2 separate regions of the Mus musculus genome follow, and region 2 is linked to region 1. Evidence: chromatin loops called from intact Hi-C (ENCODE). Cell type or tissue: gastrocnemius. All regions are shown on one strand. Each heading gives the region's core, and the rest is flanking DNA. Links, peaks and the distances in the headings are about the cores only.

Region 1 (15,391 bases), core at 5,010-10,009:
ATTCTGTACTGAAAATAAGCACCCCAAAGTCCAATCCCACTGTCTTCCTTATAGGGAGAATCAGATGGGTGGCTCCCCTCTACCAAATCCCCAGCTCTCCAAGCTGAAAGTCTTGGGCACCTTGCGGTCTAACCTTCCTCTTGTCTCTCACTTTGCAAACAGGACTAAGCCCTTATTCTTCAGGCATCTTAGGCACACCTCTGCTGCTCCCCCAGGCCTGTCTATTCACACCAAAACAGTGTCCCTGACTTATCTGGTACCCAGGAGAGTCAAGGGTCCTCTTTCTCCTTGAAGGCAGCATCATTCACGTTGTTTTTTTCCTGAGGTCAGCCATGTCCACAGAAAGTCCGTGTGACTGCAACTTGCTTCCAAAGACTCCCATACCCTGTTGCCAAATAAAGGTCCCAGGCGTGGGCTTTAAGTCCCTCTCCTGCCTGCCCAACTCAGAAGCCCTCCACATAGCATTCATCTGTTTTGCTATCAGACCAGTTTCCCATCCTTCCTTAATAGAGCCAACAGAAGACTTTGCACCATGCGTAAGCACACCCACCTGGGGTAGGGTGGAACTGGTCACCTTCAAGCTTTCTCCCTAAAATGCACTAAGACTCGGCTACTTGGGAAGAGACAGAAAAGTTCGACTGTCTGCAGTGACTTCATTGATACTTTCTTCTTCTAAATGGTTTTTGGTCAACCAGACAACTAAGGCCTTCTTACTGTTTTGAGTCTTTGAAATCCTTTCAGTTTGAGGGCAAGGTCTAAATTGCTTTGTTGGATTGGTGTGTGTGTGTGTGTGTGTGTGTGTGTGTGCTCGCGCACACTTGGGTTTGATGTTTCCGTGTGCTTTTTCTTTGTACTACAACTCCCTCCCTCCCAGCAGCATAAAGAATGATGATTTCTTCTTGTGGAGCCTAATACATTGCTCTCCACTCAGTGAATATTGTTACCTGACCCCCATTCTGAGCTGGAGGGAATCTAGATCCCCAGAGGAATAGAACTTTAGAGTATGACTGTCATTCTACTTGCGAAGCACCCGTTCCCAGAGGACCAGCAGTGATGGATGCCACTGTCAGAAACCCAGATGCACGCACTCATACATCAGCCAGGAAATTATATAAACAGCTCACCCAGCAGGCCAGAGCTGACTCACCCATTAGCTCCCTATGGGAAGAGAGGTGTCAGGAAACCCGAGGCAGCAGCAGGAAACAGACAAAGGAGGAGTTACAAGAGGATTAGAGTTGCACCCCCATCTCTTCCTCCCCCATCCTCTGCTGATGGCAGCAGCCATAGGCTAGGGCCTGGGCTTTACAGTTAGTTACATTGCTGTGTGGTCAGGACCGCAGGCAGCTGGTTTGCAAACACTGCTCTGGAAGCTTGCTGTCAGCTGTCCATGCGTAAACAGACACACCAGAGGATGTCTACCTTTTCCTTACGGACAGATGCCACCTACCTAGACTAAGCTCACACTATGACGGTTAGACTCCCTTTGGAGAGTCTATGTTGCTCCCAGCAGCATGGGAGTAGAGGCTGGTTGCTAAAGAAGGTGTCTGAGGAATAAGGACGCTACGTGTGTGGAAGAGCAGAGAGCAGTCCAGCAGGCCCACCAGTAGCTCAGGAACAGAGGGTGACTTATCGATAACGGCAGGCCAAAGCATTGACATTCTTGACCACATAAAAGCCCATGGTGACTGGAGGGATGACCAATGTCCGGCCGGCCCGCAGCGGGCGGGGCTTCAGTTCTGGAAGGGTCCCGTCGTCCACCATCACTAAGGGCTGGCCATTGAGCTGCACTGACCTACAGCAGGGGAAAGAGGGGATTCATTATCATATACTTGCATGCTGAGGTAAGAGAACTGACACGCAACTTGTTTAGAATTATTCTGAAATGACAAAGACAAACCGATAGCTCCAATGTTTCAAGTTTAAGAATGAGTTTCATATTTGATACATAATAGATGTTTGCACTGTAGCAGTAACAAGAAAGCCGGTGGTGGCAATGTGGACACGTGTGACCTCACTCACATCTCCTGGTTCTTTTTATTCTTTCTGTGTAACTAGACATTTTCAGCTCATAGAAAGGGGACTGCATCCACAGCAAACTTTGAAAAGACAAATAGCTCATGTTAGACTGAAGGAAATGGCAGCCATCTTTGGCTTAAGGTACGGAATCCCACAGCTTCTCATCTCTTCCTGACACTGCTCGGGTATGTGGATCGGAAGAAAAATTCAAATCAGGTCGTCAGCTGGAAATACGGTTGCACATCACTGTCATATAACCAGCATCATGCAGTGCAAGCTATCTTTGGTCTTCGCTCAACCTCCATTGTGACACCTGAGATAGAGACCTCTGTTTGCTGTTCCTTCTGCATCATGAAGGACAGACAGGTTTAGAGAGAGATAATTGGACCCGTGCTTGATCAAGCAGAGGACTCCCAGAGATAAATGGGCTGTAAGCGGCATCCAATGAAGAGCGGGGCAGAAGAGCTGCAGGCCTGGAACCATGGGGGAAGACCTGGGCTGAGTCCAGCTCCATCAGAGCAGAGGGAGCGCCCACTCTCCACTTGGAGTGACGGAGGAGTGAGGGAGCAAGCAGCAGACTCCGGAGTGAACAGTCAGGTCCACCTCGGGATGGTGTGGGGAGGGAGAATGGACTGAAAGTCAGTATTGACTTCATCAAATATGGAAGACGCTCTTGATTCCAAATGCCAGGTGAACCTTTGCTTCCTCATGTGAAGACAGTCTGTCTACTGGAGGGGCAGCTGGGGAAGGGTCCAGACCCCAAAGAAGCCTCGGGCAGGTTCTATTTTTTTGTAGTTTATTTTATTTTATTTTATTTTATTTTATTTTATTTTATTTTATTTCAGGTGGTGTGGGTATCCAGTAACCAGGTGGCCGATAACACGAATTAACCTTCGAAAGCATACTCAAATGCATACTACCTCTCTGCTTGCAAACCTCAGTCTTCCTTATACATAGATTTTAAGAGCAAGGATTTAGGTTACACGCTCTAGATAGAGATGCTGCCAGAGTACCGATGCCCCTGGGTTCTGGGAAGTGCAGAACGTAGTGTGATAAGCAAATGCTCAGCCATCAACAGTCACTGCTCCGCACCAGCCCCTCCTGCATCTCCTCATCGTGGGTTATAGCCAGAACCGGGAGCGTGGTCATGACCCTGGACCGAAATCTCCAATTTTAGGAGCTGGGTCAGTACTTCGGGGCTGACTGACAAGCCCCTTACCTGCTCTGCCTGGAAGCTTCTGAGCCTGTTGGAATATCCCACAGCTACAGTGTGAATGAGATGAACTAAGAGCCCGGCACTGGGAGGCGTGCCTGCTGTTGTTCTCATGGTCACTGTGGACCTCTCTGCTCCTGGTGGTCCTTGTCTTCTCTGTGGAACTGAGTTTCCCATCGCCCTTTTCTGCAGGGCACCCCTCCCCTGGGTCCCGCTGTTCTTTTTCCTCCCTCTTGGTTTTCTACCATCTCTGGACGCTGCTTCCTGTTGATGGGAGCCATCCCTTTCTTTCCAGCTACCCAGACGCAGAGTCCCATGTTTTGTCCCTGGGCTCTTGTTAGACCATGGGCTCCTTGTAGGGGGTGTTACCCACACCCATGACCATTCACGAGTCATTGATTCCCGAGGCCATATCTGCACCCAGGCCCTTCCTTTGGACTTAGGTGCTTCTACTTAGCAGCCTCACAGAAGCTTCAAAGGCGCATGGTCCAGTTCAAACCCTGCCTGTATTTCTACTTTTAAGCACATCTATGATAGTGGCAGCCGCTATTTAGCCAGTCACACAAGTAGAAAGCTGGGATTCTTCTGAGATGCCTTCCCCAGCCCCCACAGCCAATGCCACAGAGTCAAACCCACTCCTCCTTCAATGTTTGCCAAGTCTGCTGTGTTTCGCCTTCATCCCTGTCACCACGGCCCAGAACCTGCCTCTCGTAGCATGCCTCTGTGCCTCCTGCTTATAGATCCTCTGTTGGCACCTCATGCCTGGCACCTCCCACCCCTCCCGTATGACACTGACTCTGGCTACTTCTCTACTTTCAGTCCTGGGAACTCCAGGCTTGAGTCCAGCTGAGGACCGCAGGGGCAGGTGGGGTACGAGCAGTTAATGTGTGGATGTCATCAACACATACATATGCAGAGGTGGTTTAAAATTTTTAAAATGCCTTACATATAGATGGAGTACATTTTTTTTTCCAGAGGAAAGTGTTAAGCAGGTATGTACAGTGGGATTAAAATACTCAGGGGACCGCTGGGTGGTGGTGGCGCACGCCTTTAATCCCAGCACTTGGGAGGCAGAGGCACTCGGATTTCTGGGTTCGAGGACAGCCTGGTCTACAAAGTGAGTTCCAGGACAGCCAGGGCTACACAGAGAAACCTTGTCTCAAACAAACAAACAAACAAACAACCCCCCCAAAACAAAATAAATAAATAAATAATACTCAGGGGCCATGGTTGAGATTAATAAGGTACAGGTTCACTTAAAACTGTTATAAAATTATTATTATTTTGGGAAGACATTTTTTTTGCCATTCTTGAAAAGATAACTACATTTTTACTTATGTGAATACATATCTATAGCATGCTGTGTGTGGGCCGCTCTCAGAGGCTGATAGTATCAGTGATGCTAGAGTTACATCTGGCTGTGGGCTGCCTGATTTGGGTGCTAGGAACCAAAGCTGGTCCTCTGGGAGAGCAGCAAGCACCACTAACCACTGAACCATCTTTCCAGCCCAAGGAGGAGACTTTATGATAAAGACTGGTGTGAGAAGGTTCGGCATTTGTCCCCTCCAGTGTGTGCAAATCAACTGACTGGCAGTTTGTTTCTGGGTCCTTGGGCAGCTGCCCGTCCTCCACTCTCAGGCTGGTGGTGAGGGGTCCTCAGGTCTGCCTGGCTGTTTCCTTTTCTAACCCGTGGATGAGGCTCTCTTAGCTTCGCCCTCCCTCCTTTCTCTATGTGGAGTGATTCGTGGCTTTGTCCCTCACAGTGCTGCGGAGGTGTAAGGCAGGAAATCAACATTTCTTTTTGGGAGGAATAAGTAAATGGTCTTTGAGACCCTTTGCAAAATTTCTAGGCTTCCCCCATTAGTTTCTGTGCCCTAGAGAGGCTCCCTGGAGGTTTGCAGAGAGTGCCTTCATAGATTCTATTAACTAGCAATTACTCTGCCTCTCAGTGGAGATGTTAGATAAGATCTGAATTATCGATGTTTCTCACACTCACCAGACACCTTATTCCCACTTGATGGGAGGGCATTGATCACTGCTAGTGTTTTTCATCAAAAAAAAGAGAGGAAGGAAGGAAGGAAGGAAGAAGGAAGGAAGGAAAGAAAGAAGGAAAAGAAGAGAGAAGAAAGGAAAAGAAAAGAAAAGAAAAGAAAAGAAAAGAAAAGAAAAGAAAAGAAGAAAGAAAAATGAAGAGTAGAGATCTGTATGGAGGTCTCCTGGCTTTGTGGGCGAGGCTGTTTGAGACCTTGAGTCCTCACAGTCTTTATCCTTTTCCTCTGTTAAGAGAGGGACAATGTGCTTTAGCACCGCTTTTGTCCTCTTCTCTCTGCTTATGTTTGTTTGTTTGTTTTTAATATTTATCACCCAGTGAAATCACATCATGCTAAAGGCAACACCGTCCTTCAGCTGTATACAGAGAGGAATCGGCACGTTTGCAATCCAATCAGTGCTGAAAGAAAGGGTCATGGATTGTGAAACACTTTGGTGTGAAAGGCAGGATTCTTGGATTTGCTTTGCCTGGGCTCATTCAATCCAGGCATGCAGCAGCCTTGTGTTCCACATGAACAAAGTCTAGAGGGCCTAAAACTTATCTGAGTCACAGAGCCAGGAAGAGGCAGGCCTGGTACGTGCAGGGATTCCCTTCGTGACAGGGCTAAAGCCCCCGTGCAATATGAAAACTTTGTTATTTTTGTAACAGCACACTGAGACCTGGTCAGAGAGGTTAAGTGGCATCGGCAGGGTCACAGAACTAATAAGCAGGTAAGCCAGGGCTGTCGCTGACTGCCTCCTCCTATTTCATGTTGTCTGCCTGAGTTTCGGGTGGTGCTCGCCAGATCTCATTTCTTTCTTTGCCGTTCTTATCATCCTGTCTTTATCACCATCTTCCTCCATGGGTCATGACTTTTCAACAGAACACTAAGTGGCCCAGCCAAAGCTGAGCTATCTCTCTTAGATTCCCAGTTTCCGTGAATTGCCGAGGGTATCTAAACTATCCAAATATTGGGACAACTGTGTTTTATTGCCTTTTGTTTTTACAGAGTTTGAGTTACTTTCCAATTTCTAAACCTGTTTTCTCAGTTTTATGTGTTAATTGAAATGGGATTCTATGTGTCAATTCAGAGTCAAGCCCTCTGACCCTCCAGTTCTTCGTGGGAGCATCGTGGCCCGGCCACTCCACCCCCATTGCTTGCCTGCAATGTCTGCTCCTCACGTCTTATGGTTCTCAGTAGTCATGAGCGTCTAAGTAGGGGTCTGACTCTTCTTAGGTCCCAGGATAGAACGTCTAACGACCGTATCCTTTTGCAACCTTGTCTCTCTCTGTGTCTGCGCATGCTTTTATGGGGTTGTTTTTAACAGAAGCACACTCCGGAGCTGGTGTCTGGTTTTGACTGGCATTTTGGGGGGCCTTGAAGGGAAGATGAAAAAGACCTCAGATCTACCTTAGACACTGAGTTTAGGTTTCTCCAGAGGATGGAGTAACAGATAGATCGGATGAACCTGAGGTCTCCTTTGTCCTGTTTGTCAGCCAGGCTGCCCAGACCTAACAGCTAGCCTAAGGCAAAGTTCACTATTTAATTTAGAATGATCCTGAACAAACAGAAATCTGAGCGTGCCATTCACCTGTCTAAACGTTCACTGGCTTCTAGAACATCATCTGCATTCCCCGAAGCCCGCCCTTTTATCAACACCTCCAGCTCCTTAGAGGCTCATTCTAACTTCCGCCCTTTCTAGTCCCTGTCTACCACTTCCTTCGCCCTGTGCTGCAACTTCTCTGGTTAGTTTTTCTAATCTCAGGGCTCTTCTGTCTTTGCTGTTTCCATTGTCTGGAACTTCCTCCACATGCTGCTGTGTCTTCTTTAAAGACTGATTTTCAATTTTTGCGTGCATGGAGGGGGTGATATTTACACACTAATGCAGCCCCTATGGAGGCCAGAAGAGGGCATTGGAGTCCCCGGAGCCAGGGCTACAGGAGATTGGAAACTACTCAGCGTGCGTGCTGGGAATCAAACTGGGTCCTCTGCAAGAACAGAACCTGTTCTTAACTGCTGAATTCTCTCTCCAGCCCCTGACTCTTTTCTTGATGGTCTTGCTTGTTCTTTATATCATGTACAAGTGCCCCTCGAAAGTGTCCCATAATTCCTTGCACTTCTTGGGCCTGGACTTGGATTGTAAAATTCTGTCTGCTTGTCCTCACCCCTGATAGGAGGGCTGATGACCATCACGTTCTTTATTCTCTTATCTATCCACATCTGATACAGCTTATATTACAAGAAACATTAAAGTCAGAACTACAATTGAGAAGGGGGGACAACAGACCGCAAGTCCAGAAGCTGAATTCTGTCTAGATTTCAGACATTAAACGTGTCGGTCTAGATAGGTTTCCGGTCACTTCCCGTAGGCTTCTAGATTGTAAATAATGCGACTGACAGCAAGAGAGGAGTAGGGTCAGGAGACAGAACAAATAAGAATTTTATGTGTTAATGTGCACAGTTGCTCTCTCCTAGCCCGACGCTAATTTTCGGCCACTAGGGGGCACTCTTGTTCTATACAACAGCGAGGGGAGCGTCAGACTGCAGGGTTGCTCCCAGGAAGCCGAACTAGTCCTCTAGTCCCTGCTGTCCTCACCCCATCTCCCCAAGGCCGGGAGGTGTACCTAGCGCTTAGTGTGTCAAAGAAACAAATCTTAGTATCAATCAAACCCAAACCCAAACTGCACTGTGGCCCCCTTGGCAGGGGCTCCGTCTGGAGTGGGGCCCAATTTTAAGGAAGAGCGCGAAGCAGGGATGCAGTTCCTGGGCGGTGAGAGCTTCCCAGCCGGATTGCCTAGGGGGATCCCGCCGCAGGTGCGGAGTCGCTGGCCCCGGCGCCAGGCTCTCCCGGGTTCTGGGTCCCCCGCCGCCCCCGGCCGCACCTGTTAGTGCAGCTTCCTGAGCTGGGCTGGGAAACTGGTGTGTGCAGCTGCCCTGCCCTCCTCCAGGTCAGGCCCAGGTTAGAGTCGGAGGGGCCCAGCCAGGTTTCAGGACCGTGGGTTTGCGTCCCTTCTGCTCTAGGAGAGGCAGAGGAAAGGAAATTCCTTTCACATGGCCCTGAGTAATGCCGATGCATCGGTGATGGTGGCCAAGGCTTCATGAGTTTTCTTATGATTCTTTTGATTCAGGCAAGGCTCTGGATCCCCTCGGAGCGCTCCTATTTCTCAATGATCTTTTTTTCAATTGCGACCTAACGCTTCCTTCCCTAGGCTCCCTTCCTTTCTTCATCCTCAGTAGTTCGTACTTAGCTGTCTGGCTTTTTCCTCCCACAGCAGTTCAGGAACGGGACTGGCTGGGCTGCTACAGAGAGGAGACCAGAAGAGACAGGAAAGACTGGGAAGAAAACGTCCCGTCCCGTTCCCCTCAATCCTCTGGGGTGAAGCTTTACTGCTTGAAGCTCATCCAACTCTGCATCCTGCCCATGAAGGGCACACCGAGGGTCTGAACGGCTTTGATCTAGCTTTTCCAAATGCCTACTAGCACTGTTTCACGTGGCACAGGGGAAGCTCACAGGTTCAGTGCCAGGGATATAGATGGACTTTTTCTGTATGTAGCAGATTGGGGGGGGCATGATTTGAATGGTGTCCCATCTAAATCTGCACAACCGGATTCCACCATGTGCATCCAATGCCTTAAAATAACTTAGCACACATGGCAGACAAGATGAGCACCCAGCTAAGGAACCTAGATTTTTACTGATATTGCTGACTTCCACCTGGTGAGAGACTCATCTGGGGGGCAGTTTTAAAAGAAAATTTAATCCTGCAACCATCTCAAAGCTCCATGTCATAGGCATATCACACTCAAACCACAGGACACAATTGAAACCAGAAACAGAAACTACAGCGCCATGACTCCACAGCTAACTGTGTCTTATTCTCATTGTAAAGAGCAGTTGCCACAGTCACCAAGTGGTAATTAAGGGGAATTACTCATATCTGCATGGTTCGCTGTGATGTAAAGTTAATTACAACAGACTTAGGCTTTGCCCACCAAGCCAAAAAAGTCACTAGAGCATGCAAATGTGTGGCCAAACACACTGTAATAAACACATTATATAGAAAAACACAAATCGAAGGAAAATCAAATTTAGCCCGGATTTCAACAGTTTCTGTGGTCTAGTGCTAGTGTATCTTTGTGGCCTTTCTCCTCACCCCACAGGCGTCCCATATTCTAGTCCTTTGTGAGATTTGCCACCTCCAGGGCAAAATGAGCCTTGAACTTGTGTACTTCCAAACCTCTGTAAGCTTATCTTGCAGCCTCAAATGGCCTCCCATACTACAAGCCTTTCCTCGAAGCATGGCTTTCTGGGTAAACATAGTGGCTTTAGACTTTTCCAGATCCCAAGCCAGAGCTCTCTCCTTTCCTCCGGCTTCCAGGCTCCTGTGTTGTTCTTAGAGTCCTTTCTGTCTCAGAGGTAATGCATCCGTTGTGGAGACCGAGGCATCTTTCCCCAGCCCTACTTGTGTGAAGCAGGTAGAGGCAGTGTGGGGCAAGAAAATTCCCTGTATGGCAGAGTGCAAGTAGTGTGGAGAGTTTTTCCAAATATAAGTATAAGTTAATCTATAAGCCACACTTGAAGTAGGCTGATGACTTTATGGTCATGGCTCCCTGGATACTTCTTGAAATCCATTAAAGCAAGTAGAGAAATATCTCCATTTTATTGGCTTTTGACAGTGCTCTGTGTATCACATCAGCACTCTGTATGACCTTCTGAGGAAAAAGAATAAGATGTTCTATAGATGTCAAAGGGCAATATGTGCCATAACTCTCAGCCATTCAGGTAAACAGAAGCATGGAAGGTGTGGTCTTCAGTGGTTGCTGGTGTTTGGCAGCCAGGAGACAGGTTTGTGCTGTAGGCTCTGTAGGTGGAATAGACCACCTCTTGACTCCAAGAAACATGGGTTCAGGACTCAAGCCCATCAGCAGGAATGAACAGGAGTAGAACTTGTCACCTCCTAAAGGTGACACATTTACATCACCAAACCACAAAGAAGACGAGGGCTGGCTCTTCTCAGTCTATCATGAACCACCTACATACTTAGCTTTCCTGCCCTTAGTTTTCGAGCCAGCCATTCAGGGCCATGTTGGCCACACCATGAAAAAACCATCCTACGGGAAGGACAGAAATCCCTGCCACGTCAGTGTGAGGGGACAGGCCCGAGCCATGATGGGCAGCTATGCAGAAAGTCTGCAGCTGTTGAAAGTGAGCTGGAAGGAAGTACACTCTGGAGCTAAGAACAAACGGGAGGCTCTCAGAAAGCAACAGTGAAAACCGTGGATCCGCAAACATCTTGGTTTAAGATGTCAAGTCACTGTAAAATAGAAAAATCATTTCATAATCCTATAATCTGCACATTACTAATCTGGGATTTAAAACAAAGCAAACAATAAAGCTTTGAGAGGCCAGCTCTCAGCCTTTTACTCAGGCATGAGAATTCCCACAGGCTTAGGGCACGTTCACACCTTTGGCAAAATGGCCTGGTGCCTGGATGGGGAAATCAAAGATGTGAATCATCTGGGACCCGTGTTCCAGGGTTTATGGAAGGCCAATCCTTCCCAACTTTGGTCACATATTTGAATCACCTAGGGAGCTTTAAGAATTGCTTCAGCCCAGAGATTTGGGTTAATTGCTCTGGGGTGTGGTGTGGGCACTGGGGTTTGAAAGCCAATAGCTGTTCAAAGTGCAGCCAGGGTGAAGCAGCACCAGGGTGAGAAGGGATGGAGACATTTGCAGCTGGGGTGAGGGGAATCAAGTAACCCTCTGGCTGTCACCGTCTGAGTTTACTTTGGATAAAAGGTGCCTTCTTGACTCTTTTGCAATGCCATGAAAGGAGGCCATGGTTTTTAACCCAGGATACATGAATTCTTCTAAAAGGAAATATTTTGGTGAATAAACTTTAGTGGACATTTCTGCCCTTTCAACCAAAGCTGCCCCACACATGTACACTGTGTGGTGAGTGAGCTCTTAGTACCAGGGAAGTTGTGGATAAGTACTTAACACACGGGGCGCGCGCGCGCGTGTGTGTGTGTGTGTGTGTGTGTGTGTGTGTGTGTGTGTGTGTGGTGCACCCAGGCAGAGGAAGCCTTAGCAACGACCTCACACGGAGAAGAGAGAGCTGAACACATTGTCCCTTTGGACAGCCCTGCTCCTTCACATCCCTTAGTTCCTCCTAAGTCCTGGGTTGTGACACCAGCTCCATAGTGACAAGCTTTACTTAGGAAGAAGAAGATTATGGGGGCGGGGTGAAGAATATCCCACCTGGCACCTTTACTACATTCTCAGATCTGCATGCTATGATTTACTTAGACCACAACATACATATTGTTACAGCTACCACCTCATCGTGAGCCACAAAATACACAAAATTCAACAAGGCTCACAAGGCCCTCAAAGCTTCTAAGCTTCTGTGAATGAGTTTGCACTTTCTGCAGACCCCAAGGCCTCTTCTCTCTGCAGGTTTGCCTCCCCTTTCTCCACAGACTGTCTCAGATCCTGAGTGTGACCACTTTTAATAAATCCTCTGTTCACATATATCTGCATCCCTGCTTTCTCTGGTGTCCACTTGGAGCTCAGACTTGGCCGTTAGTGTTTACACTGGTGCTCGCTCACAGTCCAACGTACAAACATCCCCAGGGAGCTTTCTTGCTATTTGGGGCTTCCAGCCAGCTTGCTTTTCCTCCTGAGGGGCTCCAAATGACCTTTCAAAAGGGCTGCAGCTGCCTCAACAGGACCCTTTTTCTCTAGGTAAAGGAGGTTTCCATTCTAAGCTCTGCTTTAAAAAAAAAAAAAAAAAGATCTGATTTTCTCTTGATATTTAAAGACCTACCCGGGCCCTCATGGTTGGCAGATTCTCCCATATCCATTCAGTCTAAGTATTACAGCTTGGAGTGCCTCACATGCTACGGTATATAAACAGATTCCAGCTTCCTAATGGATTGAAGAGTATACTGTAAGTGCTCTGCGGGACAGTATGTTCCTACCATGCAGCATGTCATGAGTTCAATCCTCAGTGCAGAGAGAACAAGGAGAGCAGGAGTGAGGATGTGGGAGGGAAAGAGGGAGGATATAGAGAGAAATTAGAAGAAGATAGCAGTGTGTATTCATCTGATCTCAGAAATATAAATGCACACACATTTAAATGATATAAATGGAATGGAGGAAACCATAAAGAAACACTTCATGTCAAACTAATACTCTAAAAGTGAAATATTTGAAAAATTAGCAAGACACTAGAAAATATAGCTCAATATACATGATAGATGTCAGAGGGGGAAACTGACTTATATTGGAGCAAAATTACATGCTTTTAATAATACAAATTAATTCCCAATGGAAAAATAAGCAGGGACACAGGAAACTTATGAAATCAGTACATTAGTAGCAGATACGAGCATCTTCAATCTTAAACATACACAATGAGTGTGGTTGAAGAACAGCATCTTTCATTATGAAGTTAGCAGAGATCTGAAGCGATTAGATCATGCTAATGACACATTTCCTCTTCTTGCTCACATCTCTTCACCTAAGACTGGCTGGGCAACAACTGCAAGGATGATCCCAGGAGCTACAATTCTACACTTCTATAGATGCTAGGGATCAGGAATCCAGTGAAGCAGGCTGGACCGCGGGCATCTGAAGAACTCTACAGAGCACAGGGCATAGACTTCTCTACTCATCTTTCTTAAAGGAAGTATAGAAATGACAAGAAATATCCCTTTAGCTTCATATAAAGAGGGCCATTCCTATAATTGGAGCCAGGCAATCCCAGAGTAGACCAATTTAGGAGCTGCACTGTGCAATCAAACCGAAGCTGGAATCCTTTTAGGCAGGTACATCATATGAGAGACTTCTTAGTGGCATCTTTAAAAAAAAATTCCTCTAAAGTGCCATCTTTTACTATATATACTCACTGTGGGTTTCTGTTTACTAGACTGCTGAGATAGTCCTAATTAATTTCAGAAAGGGAGGGAGGGGGGAGAAACTAAGTAAAAGTTGCATAGTTATTAAAAGATGGCACTAAATAATACAGTCCAGGTACCGACTACTGTCCCCAGCACTGAATGAAAACACTTAGAAGTCAGGAGTGTGCTGGCCCAGGCCTAGACTCCTTTTTGCTGGGTCTGTTGGTATCCAAACCCCAAACACGGAGCTTCCCTATTTACTGATGATAGAGGGTTGGTAAAGCAGTGGCCCGTTCAGTTCTCCGGACTTCTGCACAAGCTCAGAACCCAGCCATGCAGTAGCAACACAGTCGGCTCTGAAAGGGACATGGAGCTATTTTAGAAGTCTTAGAGCCTGGGAGTTAACTGAGTGAGTCTTCAGAACCTTTTGTCTGGCTAGAATCAAATGATACCTTTCTATCAGCATGCAGTTAGATATCAATGCTATTCTTTGACATAAATTTAATGAGGATGAAATCAAAGCAAAAGTTATGTCCCAGAGAGTTGGAAAAACCCAAGCAGTTTGAGGATAGAGAAGAAAAATGTTCATTTTTTTTTCCCCAGAGGCTAGGCAAGACCTGTGGTTTATAAGGGCCTCGAGATTCCCAGCTACAGTTGTATCTGCTGCAGGAGAAGAAGATGCAGAGCTGAGGTTTAAGCATCAATGGGACCCATGACCCTCAAGGCAGAGTCTGAACCTCACTGTGGAACTGGCTCCAGGCTGCTTTCTTTGGGTCTTAATACTAATAACAGAGATAAGGTTTTTTTGAAGGCAAGGACCTTTGAGTTCTCTTGTCCCAACATTGCCACCAAAACCTACACATTATAGAGCTCTGAAGGCCTGGTGTTTATACTGCTCAAGAAAGTCAAGGAAATGTACATTGTACTGTGGCCAGACAGTAAGTGACTACCACCATTACTGAACAGGGCTGGAATCAATTAGCCCTGTGCAGAGGCCTTGTCAACTATATTAATTCTGGGCAGAGTTTAAGATGGACAAACCCAGACAATCTCATGACATTTCAGTTATTTGATGGTACCTCTGTCCTCTGTAATTATGATGGCTCACCACTGCACTGCAGGGACAAGACACTGCTGAAGATGAGGACTCAGCTGTGGATGAGGACTCAGAAGGATGCCAGGTGTTTCTTTGCTTTGTCATTTCTAGTTGTGCAATTCTTGGGTGACTACGGCAATGCTCCAAGATTCAGTTTCTCTACCTCCAAAGTGGGAGGTACACCCTTCCTGGTGTTGTTCCTAAGGTTATATAAGGTGATGGCTACCGCAGCTATTACAGCAAGCCTCCTCTGTATTAGCATAAAATGAAATGTTCAGACATACTCAATTGTGGCCAGTAAACACGGAACAGCCTCTGGTCTATGTGGCTTAACACAGACTCTAAATGAGGGCAGGGAACAAAACAAGATTCCCTCCTAATGTCACTAAGCCCAGAACTCTTAGCAGACAATGGTTCCCTGAGGTCTGTGGGTTAGAATGTCTAAGCTGATGAAAGGTGTCTCTTCTTTTCTAATTTTTATATCACACCCCTCTAAATGGAAACACACACACACACCGAGAGAGAGAGAGAGAGAGAGAGAGAGAGAGAGAGAGAGAGAGAGAGAGAGAGCCTGGAATCTGTCCTCACACCTGTCTGACTCTCCCTGGAAAAGTGACGCCCTCACTTTCAGACACTGGTTGGCTTCTCTCGTCCAGATGTTGCTCACATTTGTTGAAAGACCTTGGTTCATCTGTGGTCACACAAGACCATGAGAAGACACTTTCTGTAGATTGTGGAACTATCCTAGAAGAAGTGTTCCTCTCCTCTGACGTATTCAAAAAAGGGACCATCTCCCATAGAGCTGAGGCCTAGCCCACAGGAGACCCACAGATGGGGATTTTCTGAGAGAAACCAGCCAGCTATTGCCACCATCCCCCCTTTAGCACAGCCTCTGTGTGTGGCCGGTTGGTGGCTTGAAGAAGTTACTTGGCTGGCGATCACTGGGACCGCAGGCTCTGGGAGTGTAGAGGACACTGGACTGAAGAGAATGGTTGGTAGCTGAGGGTAGTGTGATTGGGTGGGTGGGTGGGGTCAGTCCTCTCTTGTCGAGCCTTCCTGAGGCAGGACTGTCTGGATGGCATCTTCCTCATCCATAGCTCTGCTCCTGAGGATACCCAACTTGTCCTACAC
Region 2 (15,391 bases), core at 6,553-11,552, 680 kb after region 1:
GCAAGACTCTGTCTAAAATAAAATTAATTACTTAATTAAAAGTGTCAGGCAGAGTTCCACTGGAGCACAGCTTATCCTGTCCTGGCCCCACCGTGAGCTCCGTCACTGGCTCCATGTCTCTTCCCAGCAGAGTTTTATAGGCCCTAGAAACAGTGATGGCTTAAGATCCGAGTCAAGATCACATTGAGTTAGAACTGGCCGCTGGCCATACAGTCCACCTCAGCCTATCCCGTTTATGCCTTGATTTGTCTCATATATATCACTCCAAGCAACCTCAGTAATGATGATTCTACCCCCATAAATGGGGTCCTTTTCTTCACCTTAGAAATGAATTGTGTTACACTGTGTATATAATGCAAGGACACATGCAGTCCTTCATAAGGAAAAGCTTTCAAATAAAAAGCTGAAGGGGATAAAATAGAAAAAAAGGTAGTAGTCTCAGGAATTGGAAAGATTTGCCTTCAAAATGTCATTGTTTCTATTTGCTAGCAAACCTTGGCTAATCCAGTGAACCTCTCTGAGCCTGAATCAATCCATCTGTCAACTGGACATAAAAATGTTACATATGCCAGGTGGCAATGTTCATTTTAAACATTTTATTATGGAAAACTAGCCAAAAAGTAGGAAGAAGGAAAAAACGTAACTATTACCTAGCTTCAACAACTGTTGATATTTTGTCAAGAATTCCTAATCCTCCCGTTTGCAAGTATTTATTTTGAAAAATGCCAAGGTGCCAGGCGTGGTGGTGCACACCTTTAATCCCAGCACTTGGAAGGCAAAGACAGGCAGATCTCTGAGTTCAAGGCCAGCCTGCTCTACACAGTGAGTTCCATGACAGTCAGGACTACACAGAGAAACCCTGCAGGGTTGACTGAGAATCCACAGGTGCACATAACAGTAACAGCTGCATAAATGCAGCTCTACACTCATGGTAGTTATTGCTATCATTGACAATGAATGCTAGTTATCACTGTCACCAGTGGTGAATTCAACAAGAGCAGGTTCTATCTCAGCCAGACCCAGAAATGGTCTCGTCTGGGACACTGAGTCAGTAAAGCTGTTTACTATGCTCTGGCTTACTGGTGCTTTAGGCCTGTGTCCTCGAAAGGCAGCTACAGTGTAGCAGGAGAGCTTCGTTATTCAGGACCACGTGCTGCTTTAGGGCTGATAAAGCTGTGAATTCACTGCAAGGGGCTTCTGAAGTCGGAGCTTGTGTTTCTGTAAAGGAAATCTAGGCAGAATTAACACTTCCCTGTGATCATGTGAGTCCATTTGTCCGTGCCCACAAAAGTCCTTGGGGTCTGAGGGAACCTGGAAGACCTGGAAGTGCCCATCCCAGCCTCAGTAAGTTCCTTACCCTCCTTCTCTCTCCAGGGGAAAGTGGAAGTGGAGGTTGGTAAGGAAGGCCTTCGCTTTGAGAACGGAGCCTTTACCTACTATGGTGTTCCAGCCATCATGACCAGCGCTTGCTCAGGTATTCTAGTTCTTAAGCCGGGAGTTTATCAGGGAAGCAGTGGGGCCCACCAAGAAAGATCTAGGCGGAAGTCACGACTCTTGTGTTGACTCCTGTTAAACACCTTCAAAATAAGCTGTTTCGCTTCCTTGGCTCGGGTTTCCTTCTGTGCAAAGACGGCATAAAAATAACTTCAGATTTTGTTTGGCTTTAAGAGGAAGAAAACTGAGGTGGGGGTGGAAAAGGTAATCTTGTAGCAAGTGCTGGGGTGGAGACCCGGCTTTTCCGAAAGAAAGGACACGTTGTTTCACGCTCTTCCCTACTACCCTCCTTCCTGCCTGATTCCTGCAGGGCTAATTGGTGCTGGGGTGGAGTAGAAGTGGAGATTTCCATGAGACATTCTGTTTTCTGAATTACTTCTGAAACCCACTGCACCCTTCTGTCCTTAGATAATGACGTGCGGAAGGTTGGAAGTCTGGCTGGATCCTCTGTCTTCCGTATGTATCTCTCAAACCCCTTCCTCATGTCTTCCCTGCCATGGTCCTGCCTCAGCCCACTCTGGGAACCTGAACCAGGCTATTTGAACATGGGCTGGGTTAACGAGAATGGCTGAATGCCGGCAGCTTCCTTGTAATGCTCTGCCGGGAACACTGCCTCCCACCAGGTACCCACAGAGCACGGAGGCTTAGCTTTTGTGTGCCTGGAATGTGTGCCTTGGCTTCTCTGTTACTGCACAAGGGATGAGCGGAAGTGTGGCTTGGGGGGGGGGGGGGGGCATCATGAGTTGCCACTTGTCAGGGAATGCAGGAAGTTGAGCTGTATGCTCTGATGGCCGTCCTTTTCCTTCTGTGCGATGGTAATTCACCCTTGGCCTTTATCTGAAGTGCTATAATATTTTGTTTGGTTTTGGTTTTGGTCTATGATGTTTGTCCTTAGGAAAAGGTAACTGTGGCGTTTGGTGTTGTGGCTCAAGGCTAGTGAAATCTGTTGCTTAGCCATTGCTCTTTCCTTGCCTACAGCTTTTCTGTCGGCGACAAGGTGGCTGCCAGCTGGCCATGCATGCAGCTTGGGGGTGCGTGCGGACTGGCACAGGGCTGGTGGCTGGCTTGAACTGCCCTTCTGTGTGCTACCTTCTTGCTAGTTTCTGTGCAGAATCAGTGTGTTTGTGTGTAGAAAGCATGGCTTCGATTGTGATCCGAATGTAATCTAGAAAGAATTTTCTCTAGAATTCCTTTAGATTCATTGGTTTAAATTTTGCAGTGGCCACTTTAATGTCAAGTGGGGTATTTCCTTTCATCATAAAAGAGATTTTTACATAGTGTTTTTATATTTGAATTTATCTGAAGGCTTTGAAGCATCATAGGCCAAGAACAGCAAGTTAAATGTCACTTCAGAATGAGAAAAAAGGGCAGGGTGTATAGAGCAGTGGCCAAGTAGTTGTCTAGTAAGGTCAAGGCCCTGAGTTCAAATCCCAGCCCCACAAAAAATAGATAATAAATAAATAAGTTTATTAATTAAAATTCTAATAAGGAAAGGTGAAGAAATGATTTGTCCCAAATCACCTAGCCAATTGATAACTTAGCCTGGATGGGACATCTCCTGTTTCATGACTATTTCACGCAGCACAATGGATACAGATTTTTAGATCATTGTGGTCCAGAATTCAGTCACTGTATGGACATGATAGGGCTGTTAAGATGCTACCAAGAGGCCGGGTATGGTGGTGCACGCCTTTAATCCCAGCACTTGGGAGGCAGAGGCAGGCGGATTTCTGAATTCGAGGCCAGCCTGGTCTACAAAGTGAGTTCCAGGACAGCCAGGGCTATACAGAGAAACCCTGTCTTGGAAAAAAAAAAAAAGATGCTACCTAGAAATTCTGGCTCTGCTCTGGCTCTTCAAAAAGAGCTGTGAATAAAGAAAAACAGAAAACAAAGAGTATCATAGATCTCGCCACCTCCTTCCCTCCCCAGTTCATATGACATTCTTTAAAAAGGCCCAACAAAAGAGGGTCCGTCAGGAACGGACCCTTGCTGCTGAGTCAGATGAGACTGAGTTTGTTACCCTGGAGCCCACGTTGGAAAAGAAGATAACTGACCTTCACCCACATGCTATGCCACACCTACCCGCAGACACACAAATAAATAAACTAAAAACAATGTCAAGTGGGAAGATATTACCTGACTTCCTCTGATCCTAGTTCTCTAAAAAAAATCCCTCAGTTTTATCAGTGAGAAGAGTAAACTTGCAACCATAGTCTCCCCCCCCCGCCCATTTTATTAAAGTTTTTAAGATAGCATCCAAAGCGATGGGTTTTACCACGGCATCTTCATATACATGAGTCATTATACTTTGTATTTAACTAACTAGAGGGAAGCATTACGTTCTCTTTTCTTTCCCATGCTTCTGAGCCTTTGCACACACATTCTCAGGAAAGACAAAGAACATTGCCCAGTAGGGGAAAAGAGGTTGTCTGTCCTCCATCAAATCCTCCCCCCCCCCCACCCCAAGTGAAGTGTGAGCTAAATGCAAAGTCCACCCCCACCCCAACGTTGTTCTCTGAGCTGGTGCTGATGTCAAGGTCCAAGAGCCCCCAGCTCCACATTTTTTTAATGTATTTATTATTATACATAAGTACACTGTAGCCGACTTCAGACGCACCAGAAGAGGGTGTCAGATCTCATTACTGGTGGTTGTGAGCCACCATGTGGTTGCTGGGATTTGAACCCAGGAACTTCTGAAGAGCAGTCAGTGCTCTTACCTGCTGAGCCATCTCGCCAGCCCCCCAGCTCCACATTTTACCAGCCAGGAACATCAGCATGTAGTTGGGAGGAGGAGCTTGAACCTAAGCCACACCACAGGGCAGTCAACTCTTGTAGGGTCTTGACCTAGTTCAACACCTGTGATTTGTGTCTCAGTGTTGAACCTGACGTTACAGAGATTCTCCCAGGTGTTCCTGAGTGTGCCTCAGGAAGCACAATCCATACTCTGTTCTCTGTCCCTCTTTGAGGCAGGGTCTCACTAGCCTAGAACTTGCTATGTAGACCAGAACTCACAAAGAGCTGCCTGCCTCCATCTGCGTGCCATGGTGCCCAGCTAGCACTCTATTCTTTATCTTGACTTCGATCGCCAAGAAATCCTCGAGCCCATGATGAGGGAGCCTGGCTTTCTAGAGAAGCCTCACACGAGCCCAGGTATCACAGAAGCACACAGACCTATGCAGGGGCCGAGGAGAAGGAGCCTTCCATTTGCTTAGCAGAGTAGAATTTAATTTAGGAAGAACCGATTCTCCCGGAGACTGGGGTTTATTGCTCCAGTGCGTCTCCAAACAGAGGCCAGTTCAGACACTCATTAACATCCTATGGCAGAATGGTCCCCAGGTAGGTATAAAACCTCCTCCTCTTCCCCCGCTTGGATAAATAATTTGAGATCAAATCTGTGCTGTAGGAGATAAGGACCCAGAAGCCTCCGATTTCATGTGCCTTCATCCTGTAGATCGGTTTCACTTGGGTCCTGGGAAGGGGTTGTGAAAATGACCAGATAAGACAGAGTCCTGTGTAAGTTCACATCAGGATTAACATGAGGAAAGGACCGAAGCTATGAGTGATGGCCAGGGCTGGGAACAGAGAAAGGGGGAGAAAAGAGAAGAAAAGAAAGAGGTGCTTTGGAACTTGTGCTCTCTAGAAACCACCTGACTTGATTCATAAAGTTGACTCACAGTTGTGCCACTAGAATCCTGCCCTGCCTTTGCCTAAGGTCTCTGAGCAAAGAGCAGCACCTGGGAGCCAGGGCAGGATCCAGCCTCCTAGCAGATGTCCTCATGGGAGCATCCTGGCCTCTGAATGTCTAACCGAGTGCTCTCCTGCAGTTGAACAGGCTACATGTGGCCACTGGGAGAGCAGAGGGCAGGGCACAGTGCTGGCCTCTAGCAGACTTGCCAGCTTGAGAGAAGGCTGCTCATGTGCTCTCCCCAAGGGCACTGGCTGTGTTAGTCCCTGGCATCTGTGAGTCTCGCTGAGGTGATTACATTTCCTCTCAGGAGACCTTCAGTGGAGTTCATTTTATTTTGTCTCTCTGGAGAGTGACTCCATAAACATAGAATCCCTGTGCTTTCCAAAGCAAGGTTTATTTTTGCCAAGAAATGTGCTATTGTGAAGAACTGGGAACAGACGGTCTCACCCTCTTTGCTTTGTCTCTCTTCTTTTGTGTTTATCTCCTTTTTGCCACTCACATGCCCTTGACCCCTACTCCTTAGTGCCCGTCTCTGTGTCTCGTACCTTCGCCTTCAGCAGAGGGGACTCTCTGGCAGGCTCCCCAGGTAAACATGCAGAGTATCTCTGGTCTCTGTAGATCCAGTCGGGTTAGCAGGAGGCATTTGGTCCCCTTTCACTGTCCTGCATGAGAACTGGCCCCTACCCGCAGGCTCCTGGATGACTAAGACATAAAGCATCGCACAAATAATAACTCATTTGCACAGTGTCAGGAATTTTCCTGCCAGGGTGTGTGTGTGTGTGTGTGTGTGTGTGTGTGTGTGTGTGTGTGTGTGTGTGTTTGAGGTGAGAAGTAATGTACATTCTCCCACATAATTTGACTCTTGCCGAGTGGGGGGATAAAAAGTGCAGAAGAGACAGAGGAAATGATGGAACACTGTCCTACCTGCCTAGCATCCCGTTTGCTTCAACCTTTGCTTCCCTGTAGTTAGCTGCTAACCCATCCCCCTCGTCTTAGTACTCCACTGTGTGATAGTACGCTCATTTCTGCACCTACGGAGGTTACTACTGTATGTAAAAGTGCCCACATACCTTTCCATTTGGTGTAGCACCTCATGTCAATGATATAAAACTTGACGGTTTTCTTGTTAAATCTAGTGAAACCTATGAGAGTACTCAGTAACCCAATGACTGCATTGGGTACAGCAAAGTTGAATAATTAAATGGCTGTTTCTGTTGTTTCTATCTTTAGAAGTTTATCTCTTAGTACCATGGAGTGCAGACCAAAGCAGGAATGTATTAGATAAAATTTTCCTGAAGTTAACAAGCCCATTCCCTTCCTCTCCCTCCCTCCCTCTCCCTCCCTCCCTGTCTCCATCCCTTTCTCCCTCTCTTTCCCTCCCTCTTTGTCTCTGTCTCTCTGTCTCTCTCTTCCCTCCCTCTCCACTCTCCTTCTTTCCCTCTCTCCCTCCCTCCACCTTCTTCCTCGCTCCCCAAGTGTTCCTTCTCTTCCCTTCTCTCTCCTCTCACATCCTGGCCTACTCTGCCCCCTTTCTCTCTCTGCCTCTACTCCCTTGCCCAGACCCCAGATTCCTTCTGTACTAGAAAGAATGAAGTCCATCGTTCCCTGTGGTTACCCCACCTATGTTTCCCTCACCAAACCCTTTGTATCCTCAGTGACCCAAAACCCTGCTACATCTGGTCAGCTGACCTTCTACATTGGAAAGGCCGTGTCCTGAGACCTCAAACCTCATATTCATAACCTCAAACACAGTTATTTTAACTTGTCTCCCAAATCACATTTTCCCATCAAAACCCATCTGGCTCCCATGTTTATCTGTTCAAGACAACTTAACCACCTTCTCAAATTTCACCAAAGTTTTCTGTCTCTGTGGATGGTAATTTTCCACTAAGGAATAAAGCTCTTCTTGCTTTGTGAGAATTCATGCCTTCCCAATGGCTACAGGCTAGAATAGTTGATGCGAGAGGCCAATCTGGTACCCACACCAGCTAAGCGGTCTCACCCCCGCATGCCAGCAGAATTAGAGGCAACCACATCATGGACCTTCAAGTCTTGGCGAATGCCAAGCTGTACTGCAAATGAGCTGCAGAAGGGGGGTGGGGGTGCGTATTTTTACAGGATTTTAAACCAGAAGAATCAAAGCAGGCATATATTTTTCTTTTTAATTAACCCTTAACTATCCAGACATCCCAGTTATAATTTCTCAGTGTAAAGGATAGTGGTGGTTCACAATATTTATTATGAAAAAACGTCTGTAACCCAATGCCAGAGAATAAACAGACTTGCTGTGTAGCCTTTCTCCCACCAGCGACAGAGACTTCCTCCTATTCTGGCTGACATGCACCCCAGGGAGTTCTTCTCCCCATTTTCCATGACTGTGGATGTTTAATCCAACATGAAAGTGCTAAAAAAAAAAAAAAAAAAACCAAGCTGAGAGCAAGCCCATCCTTTTCCCAGTCTTGATTCAGCTCTGCAGAGTGGACCAGTCATAGGTGAAGCAGGAGAAAGCTACCAGGAGCCAGTACCTTCTCTTTCTGCTCTTTCTACCATTCTTGCTGATGGGCTCTGTCTTTGGACAACCGCTAGCCTCCATGATAGCTGGCTGGCATTCTCAGGACCCTATGCTACAGCATTACCTCTTACGCTGACTCTTGTTTCTGTCCCATGTTAGCAAAGATGCCTGGGAAGTTTGTGGCAAGGAATCATGGGTTCCTTCTGGTCTCATTTTTATTCCTGTTCCAGAAATATAAGGTTATATACATATTAAACCTTAACTTGTCTTGCACCGGGGGGGGGGGGGAGGGAATAACCCCTAGAAATGAAAAAGTTTTAAAAACAAATCCGAATTCCAGAAAGAGAGGTCAAAACTTCAGAGCACTGGCTGCTCTTGCAGCAGACCCAGGTTGAGTTCCCAGTACCCACATGGCAGCTCAGAACCCTCTGTAACTCCAGATACTGGGGATCCAGTGCCCTCTTCTGGCCTCAGTGACCCAAAACCCTGTTACATCTGGTCAGTTGACCTTCTACATTGGAAAGGCCGTGTCCTGAGACCTCAAACCTCATATTCATAACCTCAAACACAGTTATTTTAACTTGTCTCCCAAATCATTCTAGGCATTCTACAGAATTCTAGGCATTCTACACGGTATACATATATACTTGCAGACAAAACACTTGTATAAATAAAATAAATTCTGAAAGTTAAGAAGAAGAAATTTTATAAAAGAAATCGTTTTATCCTAGTTTCTCAGCTGTTCTGGGAGAGGGGCGGGGACTATTACAGGGAGACAGACTCACAGACATAAGCTGTCTGGTCAGTCCTGTATTTATCGTAAGTAGGTAGAGAGATCCAGGTCCCTAGATGCTGCTTTCTCTTGCCTGGGAAAGTTACTGCATCTCTACACGTAGGCATTTTGCGCCCCCTAGAGGACAACGTCTGCATTAGCCATGCTAATGACTATGGCACTCACATTGGATGGAGTCCAAGAGTCCTTGTACCAAATATTTCAAAAATACTGAGCATGTGACTGCAAATCATTATCCATGAGGCATTTCTTTGAGTCTGAAGTAAGGAGAGCTTAGTGGTCTATGGATCACCTCCAGAGAACAGTGCAATTAGCTAACTGCAGGTGCTTTTGTTTAAAAATGAAACTTCTCCTTGGCCCCACTGCAGTTATCTCTCCCTCTCACCAAATTCATCCCCTTGTTCTTCTCCTGATGGAGACAATATCGACTTTCCCATGGCAATCCTCCTAAATCCACAAAAACTACAGAGAAAGAGACATCACAACCAAGGCTATTGTCTATCCGTAATGTGCTTTGAGATCAAAGATGATGTCGTCTTCTGCCTGAGTATACGAGGAGTCCCTAAAAATAATCTTCCAGCTTTGTACAATGTGGCAAGTGGAAATATTCCTTGGGGTTGGCTCTTGTGCAGTAAACATTTGGGAACCATTAACACACTCCTTGAAACGTGAGCAAGTTCATCTGGGAGTGTAACTGGGGCTGGCTTGCAGAGTTCACGTGGGGCTTGATGGAGGGCTGGCTCTTGGCATTTGGTTGTCTGATGTTAAAGAAAAAACAAACTACCAAGAATGATGAATTTTAATAATCTTAGTCTGTACTCTTATAAGCCTGTGTATTAAACCCCATCCCTATCTAATTTGGGGAACACAGATGGCCTGTGGTAGTAACCATGACCAAAGGAAAGCCGTTCCCCCCATCCCTCTGTCATGATCCAAAAGATGTAGACAGGCAGGCACAGAGCCCCCAAATCTTTATGCTCCAAAGGGGAAGTGAGCATTATGCCTGTGGATTTTGAGTTTTGTTCCCTTTGAGGGTACACTAGATAAAGGTAGGCACAAGAGAGACAAGAGTCCTGGAACTATGTGACAGTCTTCAAGGAGGCCTGTATATTAGTAGAGATTAAAGGAGATTCTATCCAGCATCACTTACTATATGAAATATTCCTCCATGTCTTCTTCTACCTCCCCAAATTTTACTGCAGTATGTTCTCCACCCAACCTCAGTCACTCTAAGCTGCCAACCAGAACAGACAACTCTTCAGCATGACCACACATGGCAGCAGTGGAGTGGATGGAGGTCTACCACAGTCCTCCAGAGAGTTAGTGATGCTAAGTAGGAAGCAGTGTTCCCTTCTACCCAGTCACCCTGGAGCCAGCTACATGCTCTAAGACCAAAAGCAGGCCAGAGGCATGTTAGCCACTTGGCCCAGCTCCTGTTGGTGTCCCTGTGGTCAGCAGCGATGTGTTCTGTTGTCCAATCTGATGCATTCAAGCCCTCCTCGAGTCACACTTAGGGTTTTCCACTTTGCTTCGTCCCCCAAGCCGTGCCTCTGTGCTCTTAGGAAATGTCAAGGGGAATTAAGACAACTTGAACGAGTTTGCCATGCTGCTGGGGCACTCGTCTGTTACTGATTTCTTCTCTTTTTTATTAAAAGCATTTCCCTTTCCATCTCCCTCGCTCCGAAGCCTCCCAGTATGCGCACAATTACCAAAGTGCCGAGTCATCAGTGTCCTACCTATTGAGGAATGTCAGGCCCTGGGACGCTGAAACAGTGTCTTGCACAACACTCAGATGAGCTGGGAGTTTCTTTGTCACGAATGAGGGTTCTTTCTTTTTTTCTCTCTCTCTCTTAATTTCTTTTACAAGACAGTTGTATCTTTTGGCGTTGAGAATCTTTGGGATTTTATAAATAAACATCCAGTGGTGTATTTACTTTTAAAAAATATTAAAACATGTTTCTCCTTACAACATAACAGTGACATACATACATACACACACACACACACACACACACACACACACACACACACATCCTATTTAAAGAGAGCTATTTTGAGCTCTCTTTCCTCTATGAACTATAGTCACCTGGGGAAACCCATTTCTCCAAGAAGCTAGGGCTGATAGCAGGATGCCAGAAGTATTGCTGTATAGAGTTAAATCCAAGATGCCTCAGACCTTGGTCTAGCAGCTCAGGGGACAGGCCAGGGAGCACCCAGGGAGCTCAAGACTCTGCCTTCTCTTTAACAACAGTGTGTGAGACAAAGTGGAAAACCCTAAGTGTGGTGCAAGGGGGGTTTGAATACATCAGATCAGACAACAGAACACATCAGTACTGACCACAGAGACACCAATAGGAGCTGGGCCAAGTGGCCAACATGCCTCTGGCCTGCTTTTGGTCTTATACCGTGTGTGTGTGTGTGTGTGTGTGTGTGTGTGTGTGTGTGTGTGTGTGTGTGTAATATATATTATATACACACACATATGTATATGTGTGTGTGTATATATATATATGATATATATACATATACACATACATGTGTATATATATCATATACACACACACAGTGTTTAACATGTGAGTCCCTGAATAAAAGCAGGGTGATCTCCTTGTCCTAGGTGCTCACAATGAGAGCTTAGCAGAGAACTAGAATGTACTTGCCTCTATTGTTACCTCCGTTCCCTGTTGTGAGGAATGGAAGTGATTCAGGCAGATGAGTCTGCAGATGGGGAAAGCTCAGTAGGTAAGAGAGGTTCCATTTCCCTGTCATCCTTCCCAAATAGTGTATGGAAATGTGACCCAAGATCAGCATGTGGAGCAGAGGCTGTGGGCTGCAAAGCCCCAGCTTGGTCAGGAAAAGTGGAAGATGCACCCATGAAGTTACAGGCAGAGCTCACGCCTTCTCCCTTGAGCTACGCCTGACTCAGTGGACGCTGAGTCAGTTTTGCAGACCCTGATCGCATGCCATACTACCTGCTACTAGCCCAGCTACCCCAGAGGACAGAGCTCTGGCTTTCTTAGCCAGTTGCTATCCCAAAGAGCTACAAGTAGATTTGGTCAAGCCAGAACCCATCAGTTTGTTTCCAAGGGACCAAGACCACAGTCTTAAGGCTCACAGCCACTGGTGCATGTGTCCCTTTGTTCTCGGTCACTGCTGTGTCAATCCTCAATCACTCTGGATGGTCTGGTCCTCCAACACCTGTGAATGAGGCACTTCCACAGGCCTGACTCCAGGACCTCTTGTCTCACACACTGTTGTTAAAGAGAAGGCAGAGTCTTGGTGCTCCCTGGCCTGTCCCCTAAGCTGCTAGGCCAAGGCCTGAGGCGTCTTGGATTTCACTCTATACAGCAATACTTCTAGCATCCTGCTATCAGCCCTAGCTTCTTGGAGAAATGGGTTTCCCCAGGTGACTATAGTTCGCAGAGGAAAGAGAGCCCTAAATACCTCCCTTTAAACAGGATTTAGATTCTAAATTAAAATCCCTTCGAGGGCTGATGATAGGTACAGATCTGTCCACTCTGCGTTTGTACTGAGTACCTGCCCCAGGTCAGACTCTGTGGGTGTATGCTGATGACGATTAGGAAAGACAGGAATCAGGAAAGGTGAGGGCTGTACCCTCGCTGGATTCAGGGTTAACAGAGCTGATGGATATGTAATCGATCTCTGTAAAAAGTGCTTTTGGAAGGACTGGAAAGAGGCAGTAACAGAGAGCTTCCAGGGGACCCAGATGAGGTCTTCAGAGAAGTGAGCATCCTCAGAGACAGCTAGGGATTAAGAAGGAAGCCACCTTGGCAGGCAGGCCTGGGAACCAAGAGACTGGCATCTTCTCAGAAAGAGGCACTTCCGTGACTGAGGGTGCCCAAGGAAGCCAGAGGCCAAGAGCAAAGAGGGAGGCCCAAGACTAAATCAGTCAGGAGAGTGGGGGTCAGCAAGGAGCCTGGGTTTTTACTCAGGTGGAATCAGAAATGAATTTGTGGGATCAGATCTCAGTGGTCTCTTTCTCCCCACACTTCCACGTTTTGTGATTTCTATTGCCCATGATAATCAAGATCCATAAATATTAAGATGAAAATTTAGAAAACAGGGAAGTCACAATGTATAAACAACTTTTATTGTAGTGTATATTATAATTCTACTTCATTAGTTAAAACTTAGTGGTAAATGGTCTCTTACTGTATCTATGTTGTCAATTTTATCATGTGTATGTGAGAAAGGGGAAACCCAGTGTATAAACTGGGTTTCTACTATTGGAGTGTATGGTGTTGACTTGGAGTCATGGGATCTCCCCCTGCGCGTGCGTGCACACACACACACACACACACGCACACGCACACACACACACACACACAGGGGGGGGGGGGGACTGCTGTTTGAGATTAGTAAGGAGAACAGATTGTGACCCAAACAAAATCAATGATCACTGACCTTGAGTAGGAAGAGGAGAAAACAGAGAGAGCCCATTGGGTTAGAAGCCAATGGCAGGTGTTGGTGTGGTCCTAAGAGAGTAGGGAAGTCAAGGCTGATCCCTGGTTACTGGAGGCAAATAGCTTCAAGCAAGTAAATGGCCTTTTGTAATGGCTTGGCAAATAGACACGTCATCAGACTCTGTGACTCACTCCAGCAGGTGCCGACCAGACGTCTTGATTGACATGAGCATCATCTCACGGGGCAGAATCAAACCCCTAAGTTTCTACCCTGAGTGAACTTTGAAGGCTTTGAGTCTTCACTAGAGCTGAGGTAGATCTGAGTTCTGAGAAGCCAGCAGCCTCCTTAGTGTCTTGGGAAGACATGCAGACGGCATCAGTTGGGAAACGGGATGAGAAGGGCCTTGCCTTCTCTGGTTGGACTGGTCCCAGTGTTGAGACAGTGCTTAAGATCACCTTCGGCTTCCCTCCCCACTATTGGTCCTAGGGAAGACAGATCACTGTCCATTTTAAAATCAAATGGCACAGTCTTTACTGAATTTAAAGAAACTATGGAGATGTTTAAGTCTTTGGCTGAAAGTCTGTGAATCATTCCAGGTTCTACTTATGCCAGAATGAGCCTTTCTGTGACCCACATTTCTAAGGACTACTGTCCTGGATAATGCAAGGCATTCATAATAGCCAAGGGGCTGTGCCCTCCCTGAGCCCATGTTCTTCCTGCTACATATCTCAGACATGCAGAATTCTATAGTTCCACAACCAAACATCCCTGAAAGATACAGAGTCCAGGAGCCCTAAGACCAGAGCCTGGCTCACCCCACGCAACCCTGTTGCTGCCATAAAACTCATGGAGTAGAGCCTTGCTTTACAGGTTGGTATGAATGGGTGTAAAAGGCAAGGCTAAAATATTTTTAAATGCATGTTAACATGCTATACAACTTGTAACTATTTACCCTTATGGCTCATGGACCCACCACCACCTGCCACTGCTCAGGCAGGCCAAGTTAGCCCCCATAAAATACGGCTATGGTGAAATGACAGGTGATCCTGAAGATAAGCCTAAGGCCTTGGTCTTTCTGTCATAACACTGTGTACAGCACCTTGTCCCAGCAGAGAAGTACCATAGACACAGCACTATCCTTGTGTAGTTGGGGGTTCTCCTACACCTAACTTAAAGACAAGAGCCAAGGCAGCCTCCTACTTCTGTCCCCACCCCCATCTAGGGAAACAGAGCACTCTGGCATCACAGGAGACAACACCGACAAGCCACCCCCTTCTTGGGCTCTAGTGGGGTGTGGGCCCCTGTCCTTACAGTGCCATAGCCTGGTAGTGCCATGGGACCTCGGTAAACAGCGCCTTTCTCTCTCTTCCTCCTTCCTCTCATCCTTCCTCTCTTTTTCCCACCCGCCATTCCTTGTCTCCTCTCTCGTTTCCCCTCCCTCTTCCTCACCATCTGCAGTAAACCGGTCCCCTTCTCGCTGCAGCGGGTTGAATCGCTCCGAGTCTCCAAACCGAGAGCGCAGTGACTTCGGCGGAAGCAACACGCAACTGTACAGCAGCAGCAACAACCTCTACACACCTGACTACTCGGTGCACATTCTCAGTGATGTGCAGTTCGTGAAGGTGACTCCTCCAGGAGGGCAGCAGGCTGGGGGCAGTGGGACAGACCTAAGCATAGTACACACACCATTTCCCTGCCCCACGGTGTGCTGGGTGACAGTTCTTCCCTGGCTGTGCAAAGCCCTGCTCTTAGTAAGCTTGATTGTTGCCGTGTATCATGGTTGTTAAGCATTTGTCCCGGTCGAGGTCCCTGGTTCCTCTGTTTCCTATGGAGACGCTAAGGCACACGTTAAAGGGAGAGGAGCTTGTCTGAGAAGTGTTTCTAACAGTCTCTTCTGAACCCCTGGCATTGCCCCCAGAGCGATGTTATTCATTTCTTCTAAGGTCAGTTGGCCAGGGATAAATAAACCAAACATATAGAAAGCCGTGATGATCTTCTACGACAGAGTATTGACTTATATGATGGAATTTCTAAACCATAATACTAAAGTCTGCTGGTTCGTAGTACTGGGCTCATAGATTCAGGTCACAGGTTGAGCTGTCTCACCGATGGCTGTGTTGTGCTTGGTATTGACAAGACACTGTGGCAGCTGCTTTTCTAGAGATGGCGTGGCAATAGCGGGGGGTGAGGGAGACGGGGAAGCGTACGGTAACTCAGGTAAGCTCAATTGTTCATACTGAGCCACGGCATAAATAGATCAGGTGGAGGAGACTTGGCTGCCTTTGAAGTGGCCATCAGAGCAGGCTGAAGAAAGAATACTTGAACTGACTAGGTAGAGAGCGGGGAGGGAGCCCTGGCCTGTGACCAGCACAGATGCTGGTGTGATGGGAATGGGGCATCAGAAACAGAGCCCTTGCACCCTTCAGGCAGCCTATGGAATTTAGATTCATTTTTAGTTCATTTCCCTAGCAATGGGGTG

The links. A loop is a pair of places that touch in the nucleus more often than their neighbours do. Peaks named below come from ENCODE experiments on the same cell type or tissue, not always from the same donor. Only the 100,000 strongest peaks of a DNase experiment are listed, where the experiment ranks them.
Region 2: it touches region 1 in a loop (7-fold over the local background); 23 of 42 quality-filtered maps call a loop at or near these places.

Annotation. Positions count from the first base shown.
Region 1 is chr19:42,787,321-42,802,711 of GRCm38, forward strand. Hpse2 (heparanase 2) reads right to left here. Exons shown (of 12, transcript NM_001081257.2): 12 at 1,275-1,792. The coding sequence ends at 1,627. Among named protein-coding and RNA genes, the nearest start is that of Hps1, 15 kb to the left of the region's middle. In gastrocnemius, for the core only: a CTCF peak has its summit at 7,764 (motif pointing right); a DNase peak (open chromatin) is centred at 7,774; H3K4me3 peaks cover 728 bases; H3K27ac peaks cover 212 bases.
Region 2 is chr19:43,470,475-43,485,865 of GRCm38, forward strand. Cnnm1 (cyclin M1) reads left to right here. Exons shown (of 12, transcript NM_001373992.1): 5 at 1,375-1,474; 6 at 1,903-1,950; 7 at 5,706-5,768; 8 at 14,371-14,534. Among named protein-coding and RNA genes, the nearest start is that of Cnnm1, 38 kb to the left of the region's middle. In gastrocnemius, for the core only: a CTCF peak has its summit at 8,626 (motif pointing left); a DNase peak (open chromatin) is centred at 8,606.